Linked DNA regions of Mus musculus: region 2 is linked to region 1. The links are chromatin loops, found by intact Hi-C in ENCODE. Cell type or tissue: heart. All regions are shown on one strand.

The links. A loop is a pair of places that touch in the nucleus more often than their neighbours do. Peaks named below come from ENCODE experiments on the same cell type or tissue, not always from the same donor. Only the 100,000 strongest peaks of a DNase experiment are listed, where the experiment ranks them.
Region 2: it touches region 1 in a loop (5-fold over the local background); 4 of 42 quality-filtered maps call a loop at or near these places.

What each region holds. Positions count from the first base shown.
Region 1 is chr2:180,776,863-180,781,862 of GRCm38, forward strand. It overlaps Bhlhe23 (basic helix-loop-helix family, member e23), which reads right to left and starts at 38. Exons shown (of 1, transcript NM_080641.5): 1 at 1-38. In heart, a CTCF peak has its summit at 2,820 (motif pointing left); a DNase peak (open chromatin) is centred at 2,789; H3K4me3 peaks cover 300 bases; H3K27me3 peaks cover 4,743 bases.
Region 2 is chr2:180,350,616-180,355,615 of GRCm38, forward strand. No RefSeq gene overlaps it. Among named protein-coding and RNA genes, the nearest start is that of Gm52543, 6.6 kb to the left of the region's middle. In heart, CTCF peaks have their summits at 271 (motif pointing right) and 2,866 (motif pointing right); no DNase peak of the experiment used is centred here; H3K4me3 peaks cover 952 bases; H3K27ac peaks cover 1,823 bases.

The DNA of each region.
Region 1 (5,000 bases):
CCTTCTCACCAAGGCGCGTGGCCGGCCGGGGCCGCTCTACCTCCCACTCGTATTGGCTTCGTTTTTAAGCTGCTGAGGCTCCCGATGGGACTTCACGCCGTCCAATCAGAGGGGACCTGCTGCCGGCATCTTCCCAGCCCCGCTCCACCCTCTATGCGGACCCACGGGCCTGAAGATGGGAGCCGCGGAACCTGAGGGCGCTTTGCCTGCTTCTTGGCCCCTCAACTGCCATTTCTTGTTTCCTACGGGGTCACTTTCCCAAAGCTCCAGTCTTGCCTTGTTCTGAGACCCCATCCGCAGGAGCTGCGCGCTGAGCGGGAGCTCCCAGCTGGGTTCTCCTCCAGGTCTCCGTATCCTTGCGAGTTGAACCAAATCAAATCATCTTCCTGTAGGCGGCAGGTCGTCGGTCCCTTCTGTCTGTCGCCTCAACACAAAGTTCTCCTGACAGGTGTATTCCAGTGTGGCTCCCGCGTTTGGGATGAAACCTTTTGCTTAGGACAGACAGACGTTTCCCTCGACTTCTGAGGTGAAGGATTCCCAGTCTTGTCCTGGGGGGAAGAGTATGATGGATTTTCTGTTTTGGCTGGGGAGTGAGGGCTGAGCAGAGGTCGCTGTAGAAGTGTCCAGGTTCCTTCTTGTAAGTGAGGAACTGGGGTTGACTTCACCTGCCCAGGCTTCAGTCTCAGCCCAGACCCCTCCCCACACAACAGATAATCTAGAGCCTGGTGCTTCCTGTGCTCCGGCTGGTCCTGAGTGTCTGGTTCCTATGTTGTTACACACTCAGGAGCAGGGGCTGTGCTAGGGGCTGGCTCATCTTTCCTAGTATGGGAGCCACGAAGCCAAAGTCTCTGCCTTATTGGAGACTCAAACTCTCTGAGGTTAGGAAAGGCAGAGCAGGTTGAGTTTCTGGTACCACCTAGTGCTGAAGGCTCCCTTTCTACCTAAAGAACATGAGGAGCTGCAGGCTGCAGGCTGGCCCTTCATATTTGTCAACTAAAGCCCCAAACATGAAGGCTGCTGAGGGGCTTGGTGCTTTTTGAGAAGTCCTCCAAGGTATGAACTTGTTAGGGCTCTGTGGTTTCAGCAAGAGGTCGATTCTCTTCAATATGGTAAGAGATGGGGTCTCCCTGGCTTCCAACTCTGTTCTGAGTTTCACCAGAAAAAGAAATTATTCAGTTGTTGGGCACTCTCTAAGAGCGCATAGATGCTAGAGGCACACTTGTGAAGTGAGTGTCGGTGAGAGCCATGTGTTTTCTGGAAGGTTCCAGGAACTCTATGTCATCACCAGTATGCAAGAACACAGATACAAACACATATGTGCTTAAGGAACATCAGACTTTGCTCTGGGCCTGGAAAAGAAAGAAACCAGACAACATCTTCTTGACTGCCAGAACTAGTTCACCATGTGGCCAGCTACACTGTGGAGGGCAGGTATCACCTAGAAGGACATCCTGGCCCAAAGAATGAGGTGCTTCTAAGAGTCCTTTTCCAAGTACTTGTCCCTGGGCTGATGGTGGTATGGGTGGGAGTTGGCAGTCCTGAGGCTATGGATCACTTCAGGCAACAAGAGACAAGATCTACAAGAGGAATAATGGGGCCATTGGGATGCAAAGATGGAAAGGCACACAGTAGTAGCACAAGCCCCTGAAGCTGTTCAGGGGAGTCTGTCTCCTTGGATGACAGGGAGGTTGGCCTCCAGAATGACATCCCAAGAGAGTAGTTTTGAAGCTGCCCCTGTGGCAGCAACTGCATAGATTGGAAGGGGAGGACAGCATTGCACTTGTCTGCTCCAGTCCAGTAGAGCTTCCAGAGCCTGACCAAAGCAGTGTGGGAGGCTAGGAAGAGAGCGCTGTTTGCACGGATCCAGGTCTCAGCCTGTGGGTGGAGGACGGCTCCTGTGGCCATGCTGAATGGGAGGCTCTTGGGTGATGTGGAGTGGATATTGTTATGAGTGGGGTGTCAGCAGGGTGCACTAAACTCTAGGCCATGGCCATGGATGTGGTGGGTCTTCAAGCTTTGCTTTAACAATGACTGCTATTGATTTGCATTAAAGATACAACCTGGGTCTATGAGGGATAGACTCTGAGCTTTCTAAACTGCCCAGCCAGGAGAGTAGATGTCCTCCAGTTAGAAGACTAATGTTAGTTGTCTGACAGAATCTATAATCACCTGGGAGGTATAGCTGAGTATTTCTGTAGGAGACATCTTGGTCATGACGGTAGGCTGAGAAGGCAGGTCTACTGTGCCCTGGGGTGGGATCCTGGGCTGTTAAATGAAGAGAGTGATATAAGCATCAGTTGCTCTCCTATTCTGGCTGTGTGTATGATGTGGTCATCTGCTTCAAGCTCCCGCCACCTCGATTTTCTCACACGATGGACTCTACCTTGAACCATGAACTAAAACCCACCCTTCTGCAAGTTGCTTTCTGCCAGAGTGTTTATCACAGAGACGAAAAAGAAATGGAGACATCCAGTTAATTGAGAACATTCAGTTGCATCCATCACAGCTCTGAAGGGTTAGGTTGGGGACAGGCATGGTTGCCAGCCACCTGTTTGTAATAGGCAAGATGGCTGGGTGTGGTAGCACTTGCCTTTAAACCCAGCACTTGTGAAACAGATGCAGGTGGATCTCTAAGTTCAAGGCCAGCCTGGTCTCCACAGTGGGTTTCAGGACATTCAGAGATACATATGAGATCCTATCAAAACCAACAAACCAAACAAACTGCAAACCAACTTGCAATAGGCGAGCTGCAAGGAGAGGCAGAGTTTTGCAGTGCCACACTGCCACCTGTAGTGCCACACTGCCACCTGCTGGATGATAAGGAGATTGCACAAGCAACTTCTCAGGCTCTTTCCCAGATTGGTGGGCAATTGGAGAAACCCCAGGTTTACCATCACCCCTATCCAACGTTCCTTTGCTGGAGCTGGGCGCCGTAGGCATACCAGGGCTGAGTAGGACCACAGCTGAGAAGGCAGCGCTCTTGATGCCTCTCATCCACGAAGCATGGGAGGACATGATGCTCTGCACCAACCATTTGTACGTTCCCATTACAGATGTGGGTCCTCTCCGTAACACACATGGTCTTAGGATAACGCATGGGACTGGAGCCAGGACAGCCCCATCCTGACTCAGAGTGGGCGTGGTCTGGCTTTTTTTTGAGGTTAAAATGGACCTTAGATTTTGGATGAGACTCTTCCCCCACTGTTTGGATGTCAGGTAATGGTGGCCTCCTCTGGGTAATTCAGCCATCTCATATGAGGGAACCTGGTGACCCTTGCCTCATGCAGACTTCCCAAGTGCTTCTGGGTGGCACGAGTCCATGCCCTCAAATTCTTTCTGGGCATGGACTTTTCATTTCCCACGGGGGACTGTCTTAGGCTCTGTTCTATTGCTGTGAAGAGACACCATGACCACAGCAACTCTTTCAGAAGTTTAGTCTATTGCCATTATGACAGGAAGCAGGGAGGCACACAGGCAGAAATGGTGCTGGAAAAGTAGTGGAGAGTTCTATATCTGGATCTGCAAGCTGCAGGAAGAACACACAGGACCTGGTTTGGGCGTTTGAAGTCTCAAAGCTCATCCCCAGGACACGCTTCCTCCAACAAGGCCACACCCACTCCAACAAAGCCATGCCTCTTAATCTTTCTCAAGTAGTAGTAACACTCCCTGATGACTGAGCATTCAAATATATGAACCTATTCTTATTCAAACCACCACAGGGGCCATGGGGGAAAGTCTTGCCTTTGTGCCCTCTCTTCTTTTCTTTTCTTTTCTTTTCTTTTCTTTTCTTTTCTTTTCTTTTCTTTTCTTTTCTCTTCTCTTCTCTTCTCTTCTCTCCTCTCCTCTCCTCTCCTCTCCTCTCCTTTCCTCTTCTTCTTTTCTTTTCTTTTCTTTTCCCTTTCTTTCTTTCTTTCTTTCTTTCTTTCTTTCTTTCTTTCTTTCTTTCTTTCTTTCTTTCTTTTTTCCCCAGGATCTTTTTAGAAGCTCCACAAGGGACATGCTCCCATCTGCGCACCAGCTGCAGGAGAATTGACAAGACCTCATCCTTTCCCCTTTATTCTCCCTTCCCCCACAGGAGCATCTGCTAGCCTTTTCCAAGGTGATGAGGAAGTGTCCTGTGTATGTTTTATTTATGTTTTTAGGGTTGGCAAGATCGCTTCATAAGCCTGGTCACCAGAGTTCAATCCCTAGAACCTACATAAGAGAAGTGAGTCCTGAAAGTTGTCATCTGACCTCCATACAGGTGCTGTCTCTCTCTCTCTCTCTCTCTCTCTCACACACACTCACACACACACACACACACATGCTTACACAGCACACATGCTCACACACATATGCTCTCTCTCATACACATACCCATGCTCTCACATACACATGCTCACACATACACATGCTCACATACACACATGCACACACTCACATACTCACACACATACACACCTGCTCACACACCACACATACAAATGTAATACATAACACTACAGCTGTGTTTTAAACATGTTTATCAAGACATAATTTGTATAATGTGCAACTCGTTCATCTAAAACATTTAGTTCAAAGACATTCAGAAGCTGTATTCTGGGATACACAGCCCTCACCCTAACTAACCTCAGGACAGCCTCTACCTCATCCTACTAGAGTCTCCTGCTGGCGTTCTCACCCCGCCCAGCCCACACCTGCACTGCTGACAGTCTCTGAACTGGGCTTGTGGAGTTCTGCTCTGCACTGCTTAGTTGACTTAGTTGAGGGGTGTTCTCTAGAGTGATTCCTCAGGTTATGAGAGAAGAAACACAGGGTTCGGCTTCAGTCTCGATGTAGTTACTTTGTAGCAGTTTCCCCCGTATTTCAGCACTCCTCTTTCCCAGAAGATAGAGTTCTTACTCCATGAGAATAACATTCTAGGTCCTGCATGTCTTCCCTACCAGTCAGATGTGGGTGGGTGGTGCTGACCCTGATTATAGCACCTGGGACTTGGCTGTAAGTACCCTTTGTCTCCCAGA
Region 2 (5,000 bases), 430 kb before region 1:
GCAGTGACTCTGTCCTGAATATCTTGATGCCTCTCTACTTAGAGACCTGTCTTGGACACCTTGGGATTTATAGGAATGGGGAGGTCAGCTCACTATCCGCCACCAAGACTGGACTAATGACACTATCAAGATGGGCCTGGGGTCAATCAGGAATGTTGCCTAGTCTTTAAGTCCATCAGGGGAGGGGCCAAGGTCAAAAGTTCTGTGGTATTCAATACCTGAGGAAGCACTGGCCTTCCTGATGCCTCACAGAAGCCCCTTTGGTTCAGAAGGACCACCAGGGGGCAGTAGAGTAAGACTGGAAACCCAGCACCACATGAGGAGTCATGTTGACTTTGGCCAGCATGGAAATCAGAAATGTCCAGGGACATACAGCACTGACTATGGTGACATTGCCCTCCTGAAATGTAAGTTAGGAGATAATACTAGGGTTCTTGGAGGATGTGAGCAGGCGACCAGCCCTGCCTATCATGTGGCAGCTGTCTTGGCTATTATAGGCTCTAGTGGGACCCTAGGGGATGCAGGGCTCCCCTCTGGACAGACAGCAAAGGGAAGCTGAATGCCAGTTGTTCATAATTCTTTCTCCCCAAGGCTAGCCGTGAAGGTTGACAGCCAGCTTGTCATGTACACATTGTCTTAGAAACTTCATGACCGTAGACATTTCATCCATGAATGCCTACTTCAGGCTATAGCTTCGATGTCACTGTACACTGCTGGGATAGCAGCACACAGAGGCAGTAGACCATCCTGCCTCCTGATGGCTGCATCTCACGCTGGCACCAGGCAGCTGACGTGGAAGCAGGTTTCTGCTTTCTGCTGCTATTACATGTGTACCAAGGGCACATCCGTGCAACCGTAGTTACATGTATATGTACAGAGGATGATGTTCATATCTGTTCCTTCTTCCAGCATTGCTGAGTCCCAGTCTCATCCCTGCCTCTAGGAAGCCAAACACCCTTCCACCTCACCCAGACCCAGAAGGCAGGATGGTGGAGTAGCGCCAATACATACCTCATCTTTGAGCAGTTGAATTTTTATAATTTTTTTATGATTTATTTATCTATTTTATGTATATGAGTATACTGTAGCTGTCTTCAGACACAAGAAGAGGGCATTGGATCCCATTACAGGTGGTTGTGAGCCACCATGTGGTTGCTGAGAATTGAACTCAGGACCTCTGGAAGAGCAGTCAGTGCTCTCAACTGCTGAGCCATCTCTCCAGCCCCGAGCAGTTGAATTCTTGAAGCAGGAGATAGGATCTCTGTGTTAAAGCAGGAGAGCTGAGGAGCAGGAGAGACAGCCTTGAACAGAGAGGAGAATCTATGTGACGTTCAGTGTAACCCACCCAGGGCTCTGCAGAGAAGGAAGAAAGGAAGGGTCCAGGGAAAAAGCCCGAGCCTGGGGAAACCCAAGACCTTTCCTTCGCTGTCTAGTGCTTGCCACTCTGAGCATTCTGCTGTGGTCCTGGTGGTGTGGCCTGAGGGGCCTGCTTGCATTCAGCATAGACTTTTCCGCTGCTGTTATTCCTTCCAAGTGCATTTAGGGGAGGCTGAAGGAGGAACCATTCTTTCTACAAAGCCAGCTTTGCAATGAGAGTAATGAAGAAAAGGGGGTGCACATCTGCCTGCCCCAAGACTGGTGCCAGATACAGTCACTATGGGTGACTGAAAGTCGGAGCTCCATGTAGAGGGATCACCAGGGGGGATCACCCAGGAGACCACTAGGAGGGAGAATCAGAGATCTTTTTTATTACAGGCATGTGTTAGCACACCTGATTTATTTAATATTTGGGATGGAACCCAGGGCTTCACTCATGCTGGGCAAGCAATCTTCCACTAAGTTATATGCCCAGCTCCCCAAATCAGCGTTGAGACACACTTCGTCTTTGTCTACAGTGGTAGGAACCCAACTATGAATTCTGAGTTAATGTTGGCTCAGGCAGTTTCTGGGACGAGGAGTCATCCAGAGGATGGCTGATGAGGATAGGGTGGGGTGACCGCATCCTCACAAGGTGGGAAGAGACCAAAGGTCTGGTTCACCCTTCTGGCTCTCCCTCCCTGGACAGCTGTTTGCCAGTACCACATCCTCCTTTTTGATCTTGTTTGCAGACTGTTCCAGGAACTCCTTCAGCGACAGTTTCAACCCCAGAGTTTCACTGCATGTCCTGTATGGTGCACTCTAGCCCTTGGGAACACTGTGTGAGACAGTCTGAATATGCTGGTCCAGCAGTGTGGCCCTGATTGCACATTCTGATGGCTCAGGTCCCTGGATGTGACTCTCAGACATGGTGGTTGCAGGCAGAAGCCTAGTTTTCTTTTATTTGTTTTTGCTGCAGGGTCTCACTCTGTAGCCTTGGCTGTCCTCAAACCTGCAGTTCTACCTCAGCCTCCACGGTGATGGATTACAAATATGAGCCACCGGACCTGAGTCTCTTGAGACAAGGTCTCACTAGGTTGTCCAGGTTAGCTTTGCTCACCATTCTCCTGCCTCAGAGCTGTGTGTGATTACAGGTGTGCTCCATCACGCTACCATGCAGATCACGTTCTGAAGTACAGCCAGACAGCCCAATCCCTTTGGTGCCTGTGTTTTTACAAAAGGAAAATTTTAGGAAGCTTTTTGTAGCTTTTCATTTATTATAGAGCACTGTGTGAAGGAAACATTTTTAGCTATGCGAACATCCTTGGGGTGTAGTCTGGAGGGTTCCAGGCCCCTGAACCTGGACGGCAGAGATGTTTAGAGCAAGCAGGCTCACAGCAGTGCCCCACAGTGTCACAAAATTCAGAATGGAGAGTGTGGATCCTTACCAGGTTGCTCAAAAGCCTGGAAGGGGCTGGCGAGTGTTCCTGGTGTAAGTGCAACATCTCACCAACAGGGGGCAGCCTGAGGCATGCCACTGGAGGCATCAGTGCATAGTGTGTGATTACTATTCTGTGTGCGCGCGCGCGTGTGCGTGTGCGTGCGTGTGTGTGTGTGTGTGTGTGTGCGTGTGCGTGCGCGTGCGCGCGCGTGTGCGTGTGCGTGTGCGTGTGTGTGTGTCTAGGTTGATGTGTCTGCTGGTGGTGGTGTGAGTAAGTGGTATCTCCTTATGGTTGGAGCTGTCATTCAGAAACCCCAGTCCTACTAAAAACTGGCCCGTGATGTAGCACTTAGGGCTTCTTGGCTACATGATACTCTTCATGTAGCTCCAGGACCAGAATCTTCTCTTTGATTCTGGGTGGCTCATGTGCCTTTGCTCGTGGTATCTGACAGCTGCGACAGCTTGAGGAGTCCTGAGTCTTTCTCACTCCAGGTGTGGCTCTAAGTCACAAATGTGCCCTAGTGAGAGCCCCCAAAATGAGGCCAGGTACACAAGCAGCCTCAGGGCCTCTAAGTAGATAGGGTAGGCAGAGCCAACTCTCCTGGCTCTGGGTGGGGATCACCTGGCCTGGGTGGGGCCTCCAGTGTTGGAAGTAGAACGAGGGAAAAGCACAGCGTGCAGAGCCATCCCGGGAGACAGTGGTCTGGCAGGAGGTGCCCAGCAGGGTCAGCTCTCTTGAGCAGAAAGTGTTCTGCTGGTTCAGGTCCCCAGATCTTGCAAAGTGCAGAGGGCACAGGGCCTCCAGTATACTGCCCCTCAACCCTTCCTTGAAGAAGATACTTGAGTAGATGGGAAGGCTCTGAAGGCTCCAACATTCAGGGTCCCACAGGTCCCTCCTTCATTTCCCTGGGGATCCTTTGGCCACCCCTCTCTTCTGGTGGCGGACTTCCTTCCACTCCTTGCTTAACCCTGCTAGGAGCCTTGGCTATGAGCTGCGTACCCCAACTTCCCATCACAACCTCCAGGAACTGGCTGTCTAGTTACCTGTTGGCTCTGTGGTCGCCTCCTGACTTCTGAGGATATGCAAGGATGTGTATGGACCAACAGCCTTGCTCCCTGGGACCAAGTGTGGGCAGTGTTAGGTTGACCTGCCTGAAACATACCGAGGTATGCCCTGATCTAGGACAGACCCTGTCACCGAGTCCCCGCCTCTTAGGCACTTCCCCATGGGAACATTTTACAGTTAAAATTTGGAAACTACCAGGCCCCCTGAATGTGGGGAATCTGTCGCGCTTACCACCCGGAGCCGTCCCACGCCACAGGCTGCCTGTCTGCAGAGGATGAGATTCTTCAGATGACTTTCCCACAGTCTACAGTCTGGTCACCTACTTGATAGGTGGCTCCTTGTTATCAGGAATGGCAGAGCTAAATCCCAGACACCACCGGGAGGGGGGATTTGTTGCCAGGCGGGGGAGGGTGTGTCTGTGGCTAAGTGTGCTTCTGCCTCAGGTCTTTCCACACATGGCTTCTATTCTCTGGACCGCTCAAGCCCCAGGTGTCCTGTGTAATGGCATCCCATCCCTCTCAGCCTGTCACCGTATCAGAGACCTCTCAGGCTCTGGATGGAGGCTGCGATCTTATCAGCAGACCCTTCGGGTCCTCTGGATGCTGCCCCCCTGATACCAGAGGTGTGAGTTGTCAGGCAGAGGACACAGACAGCAAGAGTCAGGATATAATGGGAATGTGGGCTTGGTGGGGACGGTGGGCTGTATCTTGTCTTCTGGCTCCTGGCCTGGGCTTTTGGTGGGTGGTCTGACTGTGAGACAAGATAAGGCAGCTGGATGGGCCAAGCGTTCTCAGGGGTGGGAGCGGCCTTGTGGGGAGGGGGAGTGAGTATGACGTGCCTGTTGCTTCCCTGTTGGGGAGCTCTGGAGGGCACTGGTCATGTGGGCTTGAATAGGCTCCTAGGTCCAGAGTGGCACAGAGTGGGTTGGTGGAGAAAACACCAACCTTTGGAACACTGGGCAAGAAGGCTCCTTGTCCTCCAGCTGGGTTAGCATCTCCTGGCCCCACGCAGAACATGCGGCTACATCATGGAAAGTGAGGACACGATGGGATATCTGCGTCTCCTCTGCCTTTGTCACCCTTAGACTCCCTCATGCCTTTGCAGTGTCCTGAGGGCTGCCTGTGTGCTCACCACCCG